6 separate regions of the Homo sapiens genome follow, and regions 1, 2, 3, 4 and 6 are each linked to region 5. The links are chromatin contacts, found by Hi-C or POLR2A ChIA-PET in ENCODE. All regions are on one chromosome and are shown on one strand. Each heading gives the region's core, a stretch centred on a gene start or an enhancer-like site at or near the end of the contact. The rest is flanking DNA. Distances are from core to core; before and after follow the strand shown. Region 1 holds the start of C2orf42 (chromosome 2 open reading frame 42). Region 2 has its middle 16 kb from the start of LINC01816. Region 3 has its middle 3.9 kb from the start of LINC01816. Region 4 overlaps PCBP1-AS1 (PCBP1 antisense RNA 1). Region 5 holds the start of GFPT1 (glutamine--fructose-6-phosphate transaminase 1). Region 6 holds the start of PCBP1-AS1 (PCBP1 antisense RNA 1).

Region 1 (3,206 bases), core at 155-2,654, 800 kb after region 5:
GCTGAGGCAGGAGAATGGCGTGAACCCTGGGGGGTGGAGCCTGCAGTGAGCCGAGATCGTGCCACTGCACTCCAGCCTGGGCGACAGCGAGACTCCGTCTCAAAAAAAAAAAAAAAAAAATGGCCTGAGTAGCTGGACGTGGTGGCTCACGCCTGTAATCCCAGCACTTTGGGAGGCTGAGGCGGGAGGATCACTGAGCTCAGGAGTTCAAGACCAGCCTGGGCAACATAGTGAGACCCTGTCTCTTAAAAAAAAAAAAAGATACACTGTGGAGTGAAAAAAGTGCAGCACTTTGTAATATGCTATTCTTGGTTTTACTCTTTTAAAAGAAAAAAAAAAAGACGAGAGATACACATATGTATCTATCTAGACACACACACATACAATGTCTATTGCATCAGAAGAAACGACATGGGATTTGGGAAACAGAAGTTAGGAGGGAGACTTACATCTCACTGTTTGGCAGTATTTGAATTTTAAAACATGTACTAGTATTACTTCCTAGAGACTCTATATCGAAAGCATATACAAACAATTAACACAACTTGTAAAGAACGTGGATTTGAAACCTGAAAGATCTGCTGGGTATTCTCTTCTCAGCAAGTTTACAAATCAGCCTCCTCGGCGGGAGAGTGTCAAGGGACTGGTGTTGGAAGCGTTAACCCGCGATGGGTTTCCATCCAACCACTACCCAGACCTAAATGTTTGGTGGATTCTGTTTCATGCTTGTGAGGCACAGTTAGGGGAAAAGAACAAATGATCATTACGGATAAATAATAAAACTAGCTGAGTACACTGCGTGTTAAATCCTTTCTATGCATGTACTGCCCACACGATCCTGTGAGGTAGATACTATGTTACCCATCTTAGAGATGAGGAAACTGTTACTCAGATTTGACGGAAGCGTCACAGCCAGCAGGTAACTCACAAACGTGGGTTTGTAGTCGGCTGGATGGCTTGCCAAACCACAAGTGGGAGGATGGAGCACATCAGCCCTCAACGGCCTCGGAACAGCGGAGGAAGACCGCCGGGGCCCTGCAGTCAACGGAGCGGCCGCCCGACTCCGGGACGCTCACCTCCCGGCCGGCTTCCGGGATGGGTCTGCAGCGACACACACATATCCCCTGGGACCTGCTTCCCGGCATCCTCCCCGCGCGAGCGCTCACTTCCGGTCCCAAGTAGGCCCAGGCAGAAGCATCACCTCGCCGGCAGCCGCTCCTTGGACATGCTTTCCGCTGGGAACCCGAGCTCTACACCCCTGCCCCACCGCCGCCCCGGTCCTTGCTCAGCACTACCCCCTTACCTGCCCTGCGCACCCCCCGCGAGCCCCGGGGCCCTTAGCTGACGACCGCCCTCACCTCTTCTCTCTTCGCCTGCCGCGGCCTTTTACAAACGGGGCCAAACTGTTCGCTGTAACGACAATCGTTATTGGTCAGAGCCGCCCACGCGCGGCAAGTGGCCGCCCACCTGAGCTCGCGTTGTCTTATGGGAGTTTTAGTTCTCTCCTTCAGAGACCGCTGAGACACTGGGGGAATGCGGTGGTAGAACATACGCCGACCTAGCGGCTGTAAAGCTCAGGCTCTGCCTTGGAGTTGGAGTGCTTCTGGCCTATCTTACTGGGCGCTCACCTCCAAGGCTCGTCTTGACTCCCTTCTGGCCTGAGAGAGTCCTATTTCTGAATAGACTTTTGCTGGTAATTGATGCAAAAATGACTTGAGTTGCTGGACGTGGTGGCTCACGCTTGTAATCCCAGCACTTTGGGAGGCTGAGGCGGAGGATCTCTTGAGGCTAGGAGTTCGAGACCAGCCTGAGCGACATAGCGAGACCCTGTCCTTACAAAAAATGAAAATTAAAAAAAAAATCGCCCGAGATTTTCTACATTATTAGCAGATGTCAGCTGCGAATTTGGAGTTTGTTTGGAGGTTCTTGCCCACCTGAGTATTCACCTCTATCACATGTATGTTTATGACAAGTTAACTTTTTCTCCCTTAAGTACACTTTGAACTACACTTGAACGTTTTCTCTTAAAATGAGATAAAAAAGAGCTTCCTGTATATCTTAGTTCTGGTCCTTGGAATCACGGAATAAATCTAAATGCTCATCGTTCATGATTGAAGATAGCTCCCGAGTGCAATGTGTTCATGGTGAGGCCACTGTGTTGGAAAACCCTGGAATGAGGTTTTCTGCTCTCCTGACCCTAGTCTGGCTACTTACTAGTGGTAGCAGGTTAATTTACTATTGGGAAACCTTAGTCAACTATTTATAAGAGAAGTGGAACGTTCCGGCCGGGCGTCGTGGCTCACGGCTGTAATCCCAGCACTTTGGGAGGCCGAGGCGGGCGGATCACAAGGTCAAGAGATCGAGACCATCCTGGCCAACATGGTGAAACCCTGTCTCTCTACTAATACAAAAAAAAAAAGTTAGCTGGGCGTGGTAGCGCGTGCGGGTAGTCCCAGCTACTCGGGGCACTAAGGCAGGAGAATCGCTTGAACCTGGGAGGCTGAGGTTGCAGTGAGCTGAGATCGCGCCACTGCACTCCAGCCTGGCGACAGAGCGACTCCGTCTAAAAAATAAATAAATAAAATAAAAAAAGAGAAATGGAACATTCCAGGACTAATGTTTGTAGTATTAGTTCTTAAACTGGAAAGAGAGGGAGAGGGACACAATTTTTCCAGAAGACTTTTTAGTTTTCTTTCCATTTATTATGTAAACTAAAAATAAAATCCCATGCCCCACAGCCAACTGAATGAACCCTCACCCCTTGGCCAAGGGGATGTTAAACTGAATTCTGAATTCTCCTGGGTGGAAAGGGAGGTCGGACATGCCTCCTTATACTCCCTCTTTTGGAGTTTAGGCACAACTGACCACCATTAATGTTAAAAGAGAAATTATAAGAATGGCAGAACAGACTCTCTGTAGCAATAGAATACCAAATAATAAACAAGACCAAAGGCCATGCAAGGCAAGAATTAAGCCACACCCTACAAACCATAACATCTTTTTAAATGAGTTTTTAAATTAACCCTGTATCGTGTGGCTTACTTTCCAGCCTGAATCAGGTATAGCACCACATGATAAAAAGCAGATGCCCCACCCTTATAATGTAAGCATTCCTTTGTACTGACTTCGAGTCCTTAGACAAAGCTTAACTCTATTTTTTTTTTTTTTTTTTTTTTTTTGAGAAGGAGTCTCCCTCTGTTGCCCAA
Region 2 (3,175 bases), core at 363-2,862, 750 kb after region 5:
CCAAGAATTCCAGACCAGGCTGGGTAGCGTATCGAGACCCCATCTCTACAGAAAATTTTAAAAATTAGCCGGGCGCCGTGGCATGTGCTTGTTGTGGTCCTAGCTACTCAGGACGCTGAGGTGGGATGGTGGCTTGACCCCAGGAGTTTGAGGTTAACTGAGCTATAATTGTGCGACTGCACTTAGCCTGGGCAACAGAGAGGGTCCTTGATCTAAAACAAAACAAAACAAAACAAAAAACAAACAAACAAACAAAACGTGTCCCTGGGTCAATCAGGCTCAACCACTCGTTTTTGTTTTTTTTTTTCTGAGATGGAGTCCTGCTCTGTTGCTCAGGCTGGAGTGCAGTGGTGCGATCTTGGCTCACTGCAACCCCCGCCTTCCGGTTCGAGCAATCCTCCATCCTCCCACCTCAGCCTCCGGAGTAGTTGGGATTACAAGTGTGTGCCACCACACCCAGCTAATGTTTTTATTCTTAGTAAAGACAGGGTTTCACCATGTTGGCCACGCTGGTCTCAAACTTCTGACCTCAAGTGATTTGCCCACTTCAACCTACATCCACTCCTTGATCTGAAACACTGAAGCTACCTGCCTTGTTCAAAGCCAAAAAGCGTCTACCTACAAAGCCCTGGGGATTTTTTGTTTGTTTTATTTGAGACGGAGTCTCACTCGCCCAAGATGGAGGGCAATGGCGTGGTCTTGGCTCCTGACCTTGTGATCTGCCCGCCTGTTTTGAAGGACAAATGCCTGCACCCTTATTTGTTTGCTTTCTCCTGGGAATTTCTCTATCCAATCCTGCAGGCAAGTTGTTTTTTTTTTTTTGGAGACAGAGTCTCGCTCTGTTGCCAGGCTGCAGTGCAGTGGCGCAATCTCGGCTCACTGTAATCTCCGCCTCCCTGGTTCAAGCGATTCTCCTGCCTCAGCCTCCTGAATAGCTGGGACTACAGGCACGCGCCACCACGTCCAGCTGATTTTTGTATTTTCAGTAGAGACGGGGTTTCATTATGTTTGCCAGGATGGTCTCGATCTTGACCTCGTGATCCGTCTGCCTCGGCCTCCCAAAGTGCTGGGATTACAGGCATGAGACACCGTGCCCAGCGACAAGATAATTTTAAAAGGAGAGGGAACGTCTGCTTTTGTTGCCTTTCTCGTCTTTTGTGGTTCCACATACAACACAGCAGTGTCTATGGGCTGTCAATCGCAACATAATGCAAACAACACAATTGTCTCTGGGGTCCACTGAATCCAAATCACACACGCACCACACTTCTGCCTTTTGCACTGCTGACTGCCAAGTGAACAATGTTTTGTAGAAGCAGCAAGTGTGAGGAGAGGTGACTTCTGCCAGATGGTGCTAAAAAAGACCCAAGTCTGATACACAGGAGTCCTTCCATTAACCCATCCATGACCAAAGCAAAGTGTGTGTGGGGTGAGGGGTAGAAGGAATTGCCCTGTCTTTGCCCTCTGGGGCTTCTTCTGCCTCGAACACTATCCATCTGCCACCTAACCTGGTTTTGCCTTGATATAAATGGTAGCGGTGGCCAAGAGAATGGGGTGACAGAGGGGGGGAAACCCACGGTGTTACATGCTTTCACCCATACCCTCCAGGATGGCCCTGAGCGTCTCACACCCTAGGGGCCTGACCAGGTACTGACACTTTCTTGCCAAAGCCCTACAACCATCACCTCCCTACTGTGAAATGTGAGGTAAGTTGCTTAAACCGGCGGAACCAGTTTCCTCAACTACATAGAGGGATGATGATTCCCCCTAGCTCACAGGACCGCTGTGGGAATCAAATGAGATCACTCATGTGAAAAGCCTAGCACAACCCCTGACACATGACACAAGCACTTCAGGACATATTCATGTTCCTCCTTCCAGGACAGGGCCTTACACTGTCTACTCTGGTAAACCAGCCTCATATAAGCTCCTGGAGGCTGGCGTGTCCCCAGGGGTCAGGCCATCCCAGAAACGATGACTTGACCATAGTCACGTCATGAGGTGAGAGATTCCGGGAAGGGGCAGCAAGAGGAGAAAGAAGCGAAGGGCGCCCCAAGGTAATGTGTGCCCTACACAGGGCTCCTAGCCATAAGCACTTATGCAAGTGCGGGGCACAGAGAAAATTCTGGTAACACTCCTCCCCTCAATTCTGATCAGGTCCCAGGCTCAACTAATCAGTTCAGGGATGGGCCCTTTGCCACCTTTTTCCTAACCAAAGCCACTCTCAAGGGGAAACTTCTATTAACGGCCAGTAAGCAAGACACACAACGCTTTTTGTTTGAAGGACTACCCAGGCGTTAGTGCCCTTCCAGACCGGCTCTAGTGACTGGCGGGGAAGAAGGGGAAAAAGAATTAGTGTATCTGGACACAACACCCAGCATGTGCTAGGCAGAAACTAAGTGTGCGAAGCGGATCCCGATGTACAAAGGGGAAAACAGCGGCTGGGAAAGCCTGAGCCACGGGCTCCAGGCGGCCAGTCGCGGTCCTCCCGGCGCGTGCCCTCCTCCTCCCCGACCTGGCCGGAGCTGACCGGGGCGGGTGTAGGCCCGGGGGCGGGAGGGCTACTGGATCCCAGGTGGGGCGGGTGTAGGCCCGGGGACGGGAGGGCGACGGGATCCCAGGTAGGGCGGGGCCTGGCTCCGGGCGCGACGGCTCTTTGCTCGCAGCGCCGCGCCGTCTCGAGGTCGGGGTGCGGCCCGACCCCACGTGCCCCAAATCCCCCCCGCTGCCCTGTAAAACCTGCGGGCCCCGGTCCAGGCGTGGTCCCGCTCGCACGAGGGAGCGGTCGCCCAGGGTGCCGGGAAGTCGGGGACCGGCCAGCCGCCGACCGGCCGCACCCCTCCCCGCCGAGCTCGCGCGCCCGCCTCGTCAGCACCTTTCCCGCAGCGCAGCCCCACAGTGGTCACGAGGCGGGCGCGGCCCGGTCAGCCCTGGCTAGACTAGGCATCGGCACCACCCACCTCGCCCCTCCCCGTCCCGCTGGTTTCCCCTCCCCCTCCTTCCCCTCCCCCTCTCTGTTCTCCTTCCCCTCCCGATCCCCGGGCGGGCCGCAGCGCGCCACGTACCTGGCCCCGCCCCTGCGAGCCACGCAGGGAACCCCGGTGACGTCACCACCCTCCGGCGCTCTCATTCCCGCGCTCTCCAGAAAAGACGCGAAGGTGGTGACGTGTCCCGT
Region 3 (3,294 bases), core at 706-3,205, 730 kb after region 5:
TGACTTAGGTTTTTAAAGGATCACTCTAGAGAGTGCAATGTGGAAGACAGGCTTAGGGGACAGGTATGGGGGCTGAAGACAGAAGTTGGACAACACTTAGGAGGTTACTGCAATAATCCAGGTAGGAGGTGGTGACTTGGACCAGGATGATGGCAGAGGAAACAGTGACATGTGTTCAGATCTTGGATCTATTTTGAAGGTAGACTGATAGAATTTGCTAATGGATGGGGTGAGATTTTGTGTGTGTGTGTGTGTGTGTGTGTGTGTGTGTGTGTGTGTGTGTATGAGCAAGAGAACAGGCCAGGCATGGTGGCTCACGCTTGTAATCCCAGCACTTTGGGAGGCCAAGGTGGGTGGATCAACTGGGGTCAGGAGTTTGACATGGTGAAACCCCATCTCTACTAAAAATACAAAAATTAGCGGGGTGTGGTGGTGCACATCTGTAATCCCAGCTACTCGGGAGACTGAGGCAGGAGAATCACTTGAACCTGTGAGGCAGAGGTTGCAGCGAGCCAAGATTGCACCATTGCACTCCAGCCTGGTCAACAGAGCAAGACTCCGTCTCAAAAAAAAAAAAAAAAGAGAGAGAGAGAGAACATGGGGCCCACCTCGCCCCACGTGAACCAGATTCTCTGCAGATGGTTCATGGTATTTCTTTTCTTTTTTTTCCCTTCAAGTTATTGGTGGAGAAAGTTCATGGTATTTCCTAAACACTCCCCAGGAGACACTAATGTGCAGCCAGGGTTAAGAACCACTGCTCTAGATGGTGAGGTTATAGGAAACTTTTATTCCTTTTTTTTGTTTGAGGCAGAGTCTCGCTCTGTCGCCCAGGCTAGAGTACAATGGCGCAATCTCAGCTCACCGCAACCTCTGCCTCCCAGGTTCAAGCAATTCTCCTGCCTCAGCCTCCCAAGTAGCTGGGATTACAGGCGTGAGCCACCACATCTGGCTAATTTTGTATTTTTAGTAGAGACAGGGTTTCTCCATTTTGGTCAGGCTGGTCTCGAACTCCCGACCTCAGGTGATCCGCCCGCCTTGGCCTCCCAAAGTGCTAGGATTAAAGGCGTAAGCCACTGCACCTGGCCTGGAAACTTTTATTCTTATCTTTATTTATTTATGTTTTAATATTCTTATCTTTATTTTCCACATTTTCTACAATAAAAGTTTTAATAAGAGGAGAAAGGGGGCCGGGTGCAGTGGCTCATGCCTGTAATCCCAGCAGTTTGGGAGGCCGAGGTGGGTGGATCACGAGGTCAGGAGATGGAAACCATCCTGGCTAACATGGTGAAACCCCGTCTCTACTAAAAATACAAAAAAAATTAGCCAGGCGTGGTGGCGGGCACCTGTAGTCCCAGCTACTTGCGAGACTGAGGCAGGAGAATGGTGTGAACCCGGGAGGCAGAGCTTGCAGTGAGCCGAGATCGGGCCACTGCACTCCAGCCTGGGTGACAGTGCAAGACTCCATCTCAAAAAAAAAAAAAGAGGAGAAAGGGTATTTTAAACAAAACATCTCCCCTCCCCCATCCTGAACTATGAAATGTAAGATAATAACAATACAACTTTCTTTTAATGATCATATCTCCACTTGCCAAATACCATCCCATGACCAGCATAAATGTCACCTTCTCTCTGGAGCCCCTTGCACTTCCCCAACCACCAGTGACAGCTCATTTTTGTCCTCTCCTGTGGCCCACATGGCCCCTCTTTTTGGAACTTAGTTCTCTCTTTTTCTTTTCTTTTCTTTTTTTTTTTTTTGAGGCGGTGTCTCGCTCTGTTGCCTTGCCTGGGCTGGAGTGTAGTGGTGTGATCTCAGCTCACTACAACCTCTGCCTCCTGGGTTCAAGCAATTCTCATGCCTCAGCCTCCCAAGTAGCTGGGATTACAGGCACACACCAGCACGCTCGGCTAATTTTTGTATTTTTAAAAGTAGAGACAGGGATTTGCCATGTTGGCCAGGCTGCTCTTGAATTCCTGACCTCAAGTGATCTGCCCCCCTCGGCCTCCCAAAGTGCTGGGATTAGGCGTGAGCCACTGCACCTGGCTAGAGCTTAGTTCTCTAGTGTTGGTAGTTGGAGCCTGCTTTTTTGGAGGAGGTCTTTCCTATAAACCCACTCTGGAAACAGTGTCAAAGCAGGAAGTGAGAGGTTATGTTTGAGGTCCACAGTCCGGCTGGAAGAAGTGGTAGACAGAGGACCTTAGATTGTCAGGCCATTGGGCCACAGAATCAGGGCCTGGATCTGGGACAGTCCTTGGTCTCCCCTGAGGCTCTAGGCTCCTGGTTCACCTGTTCTGAATCCCTGTCTCTTGGGAGGCAGGGAGTGAGCTATTTGTGTAAGACTAAGGCCTTAGAATATGTCCCACGTTCTCTGGCATCAGACACCCCACTCAGGGGCCAAACAGAAAGCTGTGAAGGGTGGTGAGAAAAGTCTCTTCTTACACCTCCTCTCCACCACTATTTAGTACCTTGCTTTTTTAGCTTTCATGTTATATTATGACTGGTTTCCCATGTCATTAAATATTCTTCAGAAATTTAACTTTGATGATAACATATTATTCCCATTACCCATAACTTCATCATCCTCCAACTGTTCAAAAGTTAGATTATTTCTAGCTTTTACTATTACAGTATATTTAACATCACCTGGTAATTGATCTAAAAGGAATAATTAGGAATCAGTCCCCAAATTTGGAGATGGCAACCAAGAAGTCTTTTTCATTTTCCACAGTTTTCCCACATTTTTGTTTTTTTTTTCAAGAGATGCTCTGCAACTCAGGCTGCAGTGCAGTGGGATGATCATAATTCACTGTAACCTCAAATTCCTGGGCTCAGGCTCCCAAATAGCTAGGATTAATGGCGCATGCCACCATGCCAGGCTAATTTTATTTTTGTAGAGACGGGAGTCTTGCTATGTTGCCCAGGCTGGTTTTGAACTCCTGGGCTCAAGTGATCCTCTCGCCTCGACCTCCCTAAGTGCTAAGTGTTGGGTTTATAGAGATGAGCCACCATGCCTTCTTTTCTTTTTTTTTTTTAATTCTGTTTTGCAAAGAATATCCCTCTTGCCAGCATCTGAATAATATCTATCTTTACTATTATTTATGTGTGTAAATAGCTTTACAGTTCACAAAGCATTTTCTTATATAATGTCTCATCTAATCAACACAGCAACACTATGAAATAAGTTACTATTTCCATTTTACATTTGGGGAAATTAAGCTCAGAAAGGCCATGTGACATGTTCAAGATAACACATTTAGTGTCAGAGCTGGGACGTGGACCCGGGTCTTGGGACTCCC
Region 4 (3,562 bases), core at 905-3,404, 680 kb after region 5:
GGTTGAGGCAGGAGAATCACTTGAACCCAGGAGGCGGAGGTTGCAGTGAGCAGAGATTGTGCCATTGCACTCCAGCCTGGGCAACAAGAGCAAAACTCTTGTCTCAAAAAAAAAAAAAAAAAAAAAAAGCCTTTCCTTCGTCAGTAAACCAAAGGCAGAGATCATGGGCAGCTTTCTGGTGATTGTACCCTTAAGTTTCAACTTTCTATAGATGAAAGACAATGTATTTGGTCATGTTTTCCTGGTTACCCAAAAAATGACACAGCCCAGGCCTTACCCAACAGCTGATTCACCATCAATTAATCTGTATCACAGCCTGCTGAGCCTCACACCTCACACAGTCACACACTAGACAGCTCTGGGGGAAAAAAACAACCCAAGGTGAGCTGTCAAAGTCCTCTTCGTAACCTGACCTCGCCCTCTGGGGTAGGTTTCATTTCAAAACTGAAAGGGACTGAAGGGCTGGGGAAATCCAAAGATCAACAGAGCCAGGAACAGGTGGTTCCCACAGAAGCATCCCAGGTTGGAACTCAAAACAGAAACCAGACCACTGATAAGACATGGTTTATGATGTCTGTCTCCAAGCCTTCGGATGCCATTTATATGTTTTTGATATTTACAATAGGGCATGACCACATTTATCCAACTCCTGACTACTAAAAATCTAATTCTCCAAGTGCTCAAGCAACTTCCTGGTTTTATTACATTTTAGAGCTTCGGGGTAGCTCAATAACTGAGATACCAGGGAACTTGCGAATTCTTTAGCCCTTCAAATGGGCCACAAATAATGAATTTTATCTCTTCTTCCTTCTTCATCTCCCCACAAAGGCTTGGCAAAATTCCTGTCTCACTAAAAAGTTTCTAAGTTGTTCATAATGGCCCTCTCAATGGAGCAATATTCAATACACAAAAGTCTAGTTCATCAAAGGAGTCAGGTTATTTGCTTGAGGTTCATCTGTAACTAGCTATATGAGCTTGGACAAGTCACTTCACCTTTCTGAGTTCTATAAAGTAAGGAGGTTGGAAAAAAAAAGAAAGGGAAGCAATAAAACAACCTTGAACAGAAAAAAGACTTTAAGTTTTTAAGTCTAAAAGGCTCATCAAGTGCCAACAAGTGTTATTTTTAAAAGGCATACACCTCAGCCTGGCCAACACGGCGAAACCTCATCTCTACTAAAAATACAAAAATGAGCCAGGCGTGGTGGCACGCATCTGTAATCCCAGCTACTCGGGAGGCTGAAGCAGAAGAATCGCTTGAACCCAGGAGGCAGAAGTTGCAGTGAGCTGGGATCGTGCCATTGCACTCCAGACTGGGTAACATGAGCAAGACTCCATCTCAAAAAAAAAAAAAAAAAAAAAAAAGACATACCAGAAGCATACCACAGGAAACTCTAAGCATAAATAAAAATTCACAAACTTCCAGAACAAGAGAACAGATTATTACTTACAAGGAAAAAAAATCCCATTGGACTTCTCATCTGTATCACCAGAAACTCAAAACACTGGAAAGCTACTTAGACTTTGTCGAGACTAGGACTAGTATTCCAAGAATTCTAAACCTAACCACAATATCATTCATACACGAAGGTTAAAAAGAAATTGGACATAAAAAGACTTTGAAAGTACCACTCATGCCCCCCTTCTAAGAAAATCACTCAAAGAAATGTCCTACTTGGCTGGAAGTGGTGGCTCACGCCTGTAATCCCACCACTTTGGGAGGTCAAGGCGGGCGATCATGAGGTCAGTAGGTCGAGACCAGCCTAACAGTGCAAAATCCTGTCTCTACTAAAAAAATAAAATACAAAAATTAGCTGGGCACAGTGGCGCACGCCTGTAGGAGGCTGAGGCAGGAGAATCGCTTGAACCCGGGAGGCGGAGGCTGCAGTGAGCCGAGATTGTGCCATTGCACTCCAGCCTGGGTGACAGAGTGAGACTCCGTATCAAAAAAAAAAAAAAAAAAAAAAAAAGGAAATGTCCCAGGCAATTAACATTTAACTGTAACAAAGCCAGGAAAGACAAACTATATAAAAAACATGTTTCCCCTCCCCAACAAAAACCTTTTAATGAGTTTGGACCAGATGACTTCGAATGGCCTTTCCAAGTATAAACAGAAACTGCCCTGTACACCACAGTCCCTGGCAGTCTGGGTTTGTGAGTTGTTCATCACCTAGTGGCCTGATGAAGTAAATGCAGTTTGTCAAGTGCCCGGATAAACTTCCAGCCATTTTGTGAGCTCTGATGGCGTATGCAGCAGGGCAGCAGCCTGACCTCCTAATGATTACAAGAGTAGGAGACTGCAAACCCTCCAAACTCACAGACAATTGTAAAGACTTAGCTCACCATCAATTCATTCTTCAAGGAGGAAAGGAAAGCATACTCACCTTGTAACTAAATAATCCTAAGTGAAGCACAGATTTGTCAGACTGCATTTACAAAGTAGGGAGAAGTAGAAATTGTTTCTGTGCAGAATGATCTGAACTGAAAGCAAGTTTAGGTATTAGGATAAACTGCAAATATGTCTTACACATAGGAAGACTGTCTTCAAAGGTTCATGAGTTTGCATGTGGAAGATGTATTACATTTATTCTGTATAGTTCCGGGGTACTGGTCTAAAATTAGGCCGGGCACAGTGCCTCACGCCTGTAATCCCAGCACTTTGGGAGGCTGAGGTGGGAGGATCACCTGAGGTCAGGAGTTCCAGACCAGCTTGGCCAACATGGTGAAACCCCATCTCTACTAAAAATATAAAAATTAGCCAGGCGTAGTGGCACACACCTGTAATCCCAGCTACTCAGGAGGCCAAGGCAGAAGAATCACTTGAACCCAGGAGGTGGAGGTTGCAGTGAGCCGATATCGTGCCACTGCACTCCAGCCTGGGTGACAGAGTGGGACTCCGTCTCAAATATAAATAAATAAAAACAAAAATTAAATTAATGAGAAGTCTCAATTAGATTTCAATTCAAAACAAGAAATAATTTTCAGCAGGGCACAGTGGCTCATGCCTGTAATCCCAGCACTTTGGGAGGCCAAGGCGGGAGGACTGATTGAGGTCAGGAGTCCAAGACCAACCCAGGCAACATAGCGAGACCCAGTCTCTACAAAAATTTTTCTTTCTTTTTTTTTTTTATGAGAAAGAGTCTCGCTCTATTGCCCAGGCTGGAGTGCAGTGGCACGATCTCAGCTCACTGCTACCTCTGCCTCCTGGGTTCAAGCAATTCTCATGCCTCAGCCTCCCGAGTAGGTAGGATCACAGATGTGAACCACCATGCCCAGCTAACTTTTGTATTTTTAGTAGAGATGGGGTTTCGCCACATTGGCCAGTCTGGTCTCAAACTCCTGGCCTCAAGTGATCCACCCACCTCGGCCTCCCAAAGTGCTGGGATTACAGGTGTGAGCCACTGCACCCAGCCTCTACAGAAAATTTTTAGAATTAGCCTGGTGTGGTGGCACACAGTAGTCCCAGCTACTCAGAAGACTGAGGCAGGGGGATCACTTGAGCCCAGGAGTTCAAGGCTACAGTAAGCTATGATCACACCACTGCACTCTAGCCTGGGTGACAAAG
Region 5 (3,198 bases), core at 327-2,826:
GGAACAGTTAACTACCAAATGAAGCACACTGGAGATTGACCAGTTTGCAAATTCACTACTTCACAGCTCCAAACTAAATGCAAAACCATTCTACTAAGTAGACACTGCAAAAGTCTGATTCTGAAGTCAGCTCTACTCTAATAATTTCAGTAAGCTATTTATAGGTGTTTCTGTTTTTATGTGGGTTTTTTTTTAATCTACTCTAAATTTAAACCTGCTCCTCATTTTCAGAAGCTGAAATGAGCATAAAGTTAAATACAGGAAATATATACACTAACGAGTACAATCCACCTCCTGTTCAGTTCCTTCGTGTAAAAGGCTGCAAATAAGAAGTCTCCCAGAGAGTTTTCAATTCTCTTACAATGGTACTTCCCTTTAAAAAAAAAAAAAAAAAGTGTACTTTCTTCCAGGGATAAAGTCGGTTGTAAATTTCAATAAGAAAGGTAAGAATACAATTATTTTTACTGGCAATAGCCAAATTAACACCAATTTTAGAAGATATCAGTCATGTCAGACACGATTCTCAAAGTCTCTTTCACTAACACTTAGGTCATAATAAACGACTCTCAAAACATGGAATAAAAGGGCCTAACCTTAATTTTTTAAGGCTCTAGGAAAGATATTTGCTCAACTTTCCATAGCTAGTATTTTTAATGGATGCACATGCAAGGGATAAATGATATTTTTCATAGTTGGTATTCTAAAGGGGTATACATCCAAGGTATAACTGATATTTTTCAGAGCTGGCATTTTTAATGGGTGCACACGCAAATGATAAATTATGTATAACCTATCGCCACAGACATTTGAAGGCCTCTTCCACCAGAGGATCAGGTCTAAGCCCATGAACCAAGTTATTGATTAGCAATGGTTTCTGTTGAGACAAGGGATGGCAGGAAGTATCACGTTTAATGGCACTACCGTGGCTCTAGCTAGGGTCTGTTTTCTATTGGGCCTCCCCAGAAACAAGTAAAATATTTTTTTAAAGATTTTTAGAAAAATGCAAGGTAAGTTCAAGAGACCTCGCCCGAGGTTCCACAGGTTTCCTCACTCACCTGGTGGGCCCTTTTGAAGGCAACCCCCTCCACACCTCAATTCCCTCAGCTCTCTCCTCCTTTTTCAATAAAGGCGTTTCTCTCCCCTTTCGGTTCCTTCTCCGCGCCAAGGCGCCCGCTAGCCCCCGGCAAAGGGGGCCCGCCTTCCTCTCAGGTGCCTTTCTCCCGGCCGCCACCCCCTCTCCCGCCCGTGGATGCCGGCCCCCGCCCCCGCAGCCACCACTGGGCGCCCCTTGCCCATCACCCAGACTTCGCACCCTCCACACTCCCGCTTCCGCCCGTCGCCTTGGGCCTTAGCGGCACCCGCACCGCACCCCAGCGCCACCCGGCAACACGCCCCCCGCTCCCGGCCCCCTTACCACACATGATGCCGGAGACACGGCCCGCGAGGCCAGGGGCGAGTGGCTGGCGGGATCGGGGGTGCACACACGAGCTTCGGTGGGCAATCTGCGGGCTCGGGGGCCGGGGTGGCGCCGACACGACTCCCTCGGGGATGCGACGGCCAAGGCAACGACAGCCTTCTCCGCCTCCCGGGCTCCGCCAGCAACCGCCGCCGGGCCCCGCCCCTCGGCGCGCAGCGCGCCGCCGCCCGTAGGCTCCATTGAACCGCTCACGCGCCGCTCACGCGCAAGTCCCGCCTCCCAGCGCTGCCCCGCCCCCCGAGCCCACGCAGGCGCTGGACTGCTGGCGGCGGCGACGTGGCAGTGGCTCGTGGCCGCGTCCGCCTGGAGTTCCTGGAGACGCCCGCCCCGGGGCGAGCCGCGGGAGGGACCGAGCCGAGAGGGAGGGAGAAACTCAGCACCTGGCAGGGAATGACGGAAAGAGAAGGATGGAATTGTTAGCAAAGCAATAGCCCGGGTGCGTGCCCCGTGCAGCCCCAGGCCCCAGGCGCCAGCACTGCACGAAGCGAGGAAAGAGGAGGAAAAAAGCAGGAAGTATGAAAAGGGAATCCTGGGGAACATAAGGCTGAAAAAAATTGCAAAGAATTAGGTTGAGGTGGGAGGAGAGAGATAACAAAATTCTTGACTGTAAAGCCCCAAAGGTCAGCCTCTCTGGTAATAAGCAATTCAATTCCTTGTGTAATATGCTTGGCCCCTAAAAGCCCTCCGCATCCGTTGCCTCCATAACCCTCAGTTTATTGTGGAGGGGTAGAGGAGGAATGTAAGGCTCAACTATCCGACTATGAGCCTGGACGTAAGAAACTGCTGGCCCACCTCCTCCCATGACCCACCTGAGACGGCTAGGAATTCCCTAGCTTTAACAGCCGCGCGTTTGACTTACGAACGATTCATTCTATGAATTAATGCGCCATGTCTGACAAGAGAGACTTGATTAGAGAGGGATGATGTTTCTGAGAATTTATTACCTGGGCATTTGCTTTAAACAGCCTTAAATGGTATCTTTAGTCAAATGTGGAGTAATCAGAACTCTATAATGGCTCTAGAGTAGAGTAGTATCAAAAACGTACATGGCACACAGAATTCCTGGAGTGCTGACTGCTGTTCATGTGTCTGGTCTTAGCCTGCTGACTGCTGTTCATGTGTCTGGTCTTAGCCGTCCTTCCAGCCCTATACACTCCCAACAGGCTCAACAGGTAGTTCCTCAACTGGGCCAAGATTCTCAAATCTTTTGCACACTTTGGTTACTCTGCATAGAATCCCCACCACGTCTCTGTTTAGATGCTACCTCTTCAGGAAAGCCTTTTTTATCCCCCCTAGACAGACTTGGAGACATGCATTAACCTCTTACTCTTTGAGCTACTCACTGTAAAGAAATATTCTTTGATATTTTATGATTTTCTGTATTTTCCCACTGGGCTGTAAGTTTCTTGAAGCTAGAACTAGATTTTACATACCCAACACTTTTAGACCACAGCACAAAGTAAAAGATCAAATTTATTTTGGAATGAGTGAAAAAAAGTCCTATTTTCTTAGCGGAATTAACCTTCTATGGCTGGTTATATGATTAAGTGAGCATAAGGCTTTCAGTTCTTCTTACGGGGAAAAGTGCCTTTTTTCACTTGCCTCAGAGAAGCTGAAAAATGTCACATTTAACTAAGCAGAGTATTTCTCACCTAAAAGCCCTTTTGATATTTCAATCCCTTAAACAGGTCCCTGGATCACCCAGAGCAAAGTTTAAAAAA
Region 6 (3,131 bases), core at 197-2,696, 700 kb after region 5:
ATCCCCGACATTGTGTGACCTTGAATTAAGCACTTCATCTTTATGTTTGTCTTCCTCTGTTTAAAAGAGAGAGAGAGAGAGAGAGATAAGAACACCTACCTCAGAGGACCATGGTAAAAATTAAAGATAGAATACGGTGAACTGCCTTGCATCGGATGTGCTGGCACTGGCCAATGCACAATAAACGCCTGTCCCTTCTAGACTAAAAATGAACACTTAATTGTGGTAAACTATTAATAAGATTCACCGGCCAACTGTCCTATGAAAAAGTCAGAGGCACTGTAGTCTCTTCGTAGCTCTCGTTCTCTCCAGCACAACAGCCCATGCTAGGAAGTCTAGAAAAGCAGTAACTTATCTCATTCCTTAAATTAAACAGAGGTTTCTAAATGCTTTGGTACTGTGGGGACCCAAATTATCCCTTGATACTGCCCCCCTATTATCCACTATTAAGCTTTAAAAAGGCGAGAGATTAAATATTGTGCCCACATTTTACAGTCATTCGCGTTCCCGTTTCAAATTAAAGGGAGGAAAACGCGTTAAAATTAGGCCTCCGACCTTCAGACCAGCCTGTGGGCTTTTTTAAGTCATAAAACTCGCGGAGGTGGAAGGCCCCGGGGAGGAAGAGGGGTGCATTCTAGAGCTTTCGGGCCGACCCCAATTTCTCGTTGGCGACGAATGCTAACCACGTGTCGCCATTTTGTGTTCAGGAAACATGGCGGCCGCCCCAAGGGTAAGGAACAGGGGAGGCGGAGTAGCGCCACGTTAGCCGCTTTCCCTGAGAGATTGTGAAGCACGTTGCGCACGGGGCCCTTTCTGGTCTGGCTTAGCCCAAGGAGGAAGGGGAAAAGGCAGAAATCACAACTCATAGGCCAGCGTCTTGAGCGACACTTCCTCAGCGGGAAGAACCGGCAAAAAAGGCCTTCCAAGATGGCGGGCCCTGACGGGGCCGCCCCCCTTGAGCCTGGCGCAGTGGCTGCGCCCATGGGCCCGAAAAGCAGCCGCGGGAGCCCAGGCCGCGCGGGGAAAGCCGCAGAAACGTCCTGAAGCCCTGGCCGGCAGCCCCTGAACAAACGAGGCCTCCACAGGCGTACACTATTGTTTCTAATGTCGGAAAAGGGTGCCGCGGTGGAAACGACACAAGGGCAGGAGGTGGGGTTTCTGTGGCTTTAACCGAAAGAAACTTGCGAAACGCAAACAAAGCATTATGTAAATGGACGCCATTCTTTTTAGGACCACGTTTCTAGCACGCCCCACAAACAGCAGAGCCGCGATTCGGCAGGCGGCCGTGAGTGGGTTTCGGTCTTTCTGCCCACCGGCCGCCGCCGGGGAGCAGGAGCTGGGGTGGGGGATCCATGCAGGGCGCCCGGACGCCGGGGACGAAAGGGCCCCACGTGCCCGCCCGCGCGCACCCGCTCCGCAGGCCTCGCCTCGCCGCCCCTCCCCCCCGGAAGAGGGCTGCTGCCCCTCCCATCCCCCCACACCCTCGCGCACGCGCTCTGGTCACCTCACGCGCATGTTTTAAACCCGCGGCGTCCCGGCTTGTGCCTGCAGTTTCCGCCGGGGCTGCCCATGTCGTTCCGCGCACGAGCCCCTCATGTAGGGCAGGAAAATAATGTCTATCCCGCATACACAGCACTAGTATTTTCAGTCACCCGCCAGTGCCGTTAGAGTTAATAAAATACGTCATCATTTTAAAACTTTGCCGGACTCACAGCTTCCGCCCATCGTGCGCTTCATTTTCACTACTGCAGTGTCAGAAGGTTTTTTTTTTAAGGACCATGTAAGGGTTGGCGCAATCTTGTGACCTAAAAAAGACGGGTCCTCATTTTTTTTCAAGGGGTCCTGCGCAGCAAGCACTTCCGGGGTCAGAGGGTACGCGGGGTTGAAAGCGGGCTTCCCGCCCCGCCCAGACCGCCGAGGCTGCCGCCGGAGTCGCCACCGCCGCGCCCTCGCCCACCCGCCCGCCCGCCGCTCCCGGCCCCGCTCGCCCCCTCCGCCGCCGCCGCCCGCCCCTGCGACTACGCTGCGGCCTCCCGCCCGCTCCCGCTCGCTCCCGCGGCCCTCGCTCGCCTCGCGCCGGCAGTTTTGGGCCTACACCTCCCCTCCCCCCGCCAGCCGCCAAAGACTTGACCACGTAACGAGCCCAACTCCCCCGAACGCCGCCCGCCGCTCGCCATGGATGCCGGTGTGACTGAAAGTGGACTAAATGTGACTCTCACCATTCGGCTTCTTATGCACGGAAAGGAAGTAGGAAGCATCATTGGGAAGAAAGGGGAGTCGGTTAAGAGGATCCGCGAGGAGAGTGGCGCGCGGATCAACATCTCGGAGGGGAATTGTCCGGAGAGAATCATCACTCTGACCGGCCCCACCAATGCCATCTTTAAGGCTTTCGCTATGATCATCGACAAGCTGGAGGAAGATATCAACAGCTCCATGACCAACAGTACCGCGGCCAGCAGGCCCCCGGTCACCCTGAGGCTGGTGGTGCCGGCCACCCAGTGCGGCTCCCTGATTGGGAAAGGCGGGTGTAAGATCAAAGAGATCCGCGAGAGTACGGGGGCGCAGGTCCAGGTGGCGGGGGATATGCTGCCCAACTCCACCGAGCGGGCCATCACCATCGCTGGCGTGCCGCAGTCTGTCACCGAGTGTGTCAAGCAGATTTGCCTGGTCATGCTGGAGACGCTCTCCCAGTCTCCGCAAGGGAGAGTCATGACCATTCCGTACCAGCCCATGCCGGCCAGCTCCCCAGTCATCTGCGCGGGCGGCCAAGATCGGTGCAGCGACGCTGCGGGCTACCCCCATGCCACCCATGACCTGGAGGGACCACCTCTAGATGCCTACTCGATTCAAGGACAACACACCATTTCTCCGCTCGATCTGGCCAAGCTGAACCAGGTGGCAAGACAACAGTCTCACTTTGCCATGATGCACGGCGGGACCGGATTCGCCGGAATTGACTCCAGCTCTCCAGAGGTGAAAGGCTATTGGGCAAGTTTGGATGCATCTACTCAAACCACCCATGAACTCACCATTCCAAATAACTTAATTGGCTGCATAATCGGGCGCCAAGGCGCCAACATTAATGAGATCCGCCAGATGTCCGGGGCCCAGATCAAAATTGCCAACCCAGT

The links. A loop is a pair of places that touch in the nucleus more often than their neighbours do. ChIA-PET counts read pairs that join two places held with the same protein, here RNA polymerase II (POLR2A). Pooled maps may share reads with other maps.
Region 1: a loop to region 5 is called in a map of CD4-positive, alpha-beta memory T cell, with 7 times the contacts of the local background. The contact joins the promoter of C2orf42 here to the promoter of GFPT1 in region 5. A Hi-C loop is called at or near these places in 1 of 168 maps with a recorded cell type or tissue (CD4-positive, alpha-beta memory T cell), 2 of 37 single-sample maps with no recorded cell type and 12 of 50 pooled maps. POLR2A ChIA-PET finds 5 or more read pairs at or near these places in 1 of 52 experiments (BJ).
Region 2: a pooled map shows a loop between it and region 5 (11-fold over the local background). The contact joins the enhancer-like site here to the promoter of GFPT1 in region 5. A Hi-C loop is called at or near these places in 1 of 37 single-sample maps with no recorded cell type and 11 of 50 pooled maps. POLR2A ChIA-PET finds 5 or more read pairs at or near these places in 2 of 52 experiments (GM10248 and activated T-cell).
Region 3: a loop to region 5 is called in a pooled map, with 3 times the contacts of the local background. The contact joins the enhancer-like site here to the promoter of GFPT1 in region 5. A Hi-C loop is called at or near these places in 2 of 50 pooled maps. POLR2A ChIA-PET finds 5 or more read pairs at or near these places in 5 of 52 experiments (GM10248, K562, PC-9 and 2 more).
Region 4: a loop to region 5 is called in a pooled map, with 4 times the contacts of the local background. The contact joins the enhancer-like site here to the promoter of GFPT1 in region 5. A Hi-C loop is called at or near these places in 1 of 37 single-sample maps with no recorded cell type and 2 of 50 pooled maps.
Region 6: a loop to region 5 is called in a map with no recorded cell type, with 9 times the contacts of the local background. The contact joins the promoter of PCBP1-AS1 here to the promoter of GFPT1 in region 5. A Hi-C loop is called at or near these places in 4 of 37 single-sample maps with no recorded cell type and 10 of 50 pooled maps.

Annotation. Positions count from the first base shown.
Region 1 is chr2:70,189,615-70,192,820 of GRCh38, forward strand. It overlaps C2orf42 (chromosome 2 open reading frame 42), which reads right to left and starts at 1,405. Exons shown (of 10, transcript NM_017880.3): 1 at 1,359-1,405. RefSeq lists enhancers at 804-913, 1,004-1,053, 1,267-1,852, 1,644-1,703, 1,724-1,813.
Region 2 is chr2:70,139,604-70,142,778 of GRCh38, forward strand. No RefSeq gene overlaps it. Among named protein-coding and RNA genes, the nearest start is that of LINC01816, 16 kb to the left of the region's middle. RefSeq lists enhancers at 1,376-1,915, 3,136-3,175 and silencers at 1,554-1,848, 2,336-3,045. Within about 2 kb of position 1,613, at least 40 of the 41 ENCODE cell types and tissues checked have a DNase peak (open chromatin) inside an H3K27ac peak, as active enhancers do.
Region 3 is chr2:70,119,801-70,123,094 of GRCh38, forward strand. No RefSeq gene overlaps it. Among named protein-coding and RNA genes, the nearest start is that of LINC01816, 3.9 kb to the right of the region's middle. RefSeq lists enhancers at 1,284-1,383, 3,199-3,294. Within about 2 kb of position 1,956, at least 5 of the 41 ENCODE cell types and tissues checked have a DNase peak (open chromatin) inside an H3K27ac peak, as active enhancers do.
Region 4 is chr2:70,068,842-70,072,403 of GRCh38, forward strand. All of the region lies in intron 4 of PCBP1-AS1 (PCBP1 antisense RNA 1), which reads right to left. It also overlaps a transcript of ASPRV1 not described here. Among named protein-coding and RNA genes, the nearest start is that of PCBP1-AS1, 16 kb to the right of the region's middle. RefSeq lists enhancers at 490-569, 2,016-2,310, 2,248-2,317. Within about 2 kb of position 2,155, at least 33 of the 41 ENCODE cell types and tissues checked have a DNase peak (open chromatin) inside an H3K27ac peak, as active enhancers do.
Region 5 is chr2:69,385,651-69,388,848 of GRCh38, forward strand. GFPT1 (glutamine--fructose-6-phosphate transaminase 1) reads right to left here and starts at 1,577. Exons shown (of 20, transcript NM_001244710.2): 1 at 1,415-1,577. The coding sequence starts at 1,421. RefSeq lists silencers at 1,157-1,826, 1,887-1,996 and an enhancer at 1,369-1,928.
Region 6 is chr2:70,085,569-70,088,699 of GRCh38, forward strand. PCBP1-AS1 (PCBP1 antisense RNA 1) reads right to left here and starts at 1,447. Exons shown (of 11, transcript NR_033872.1): 1 at 1,410-1,447; 2 at 1-56. It overlaps PCBP1 (poly(rC) binding protein 1), which reads left to right and starts at 1,909. Exons shown (of 1, transcript NM_006196.4): 1 at 1,909-3,131. The coding sequence starts at 2,176. It also overlaps a transcript of ASPRV1 not described here. RefSeq lists enhancers at 506-645, 786-875, 916-1,125, 2,331-2,975, 3,047-3,131 and silencers at 1,336-1,485, 1,936-1,995.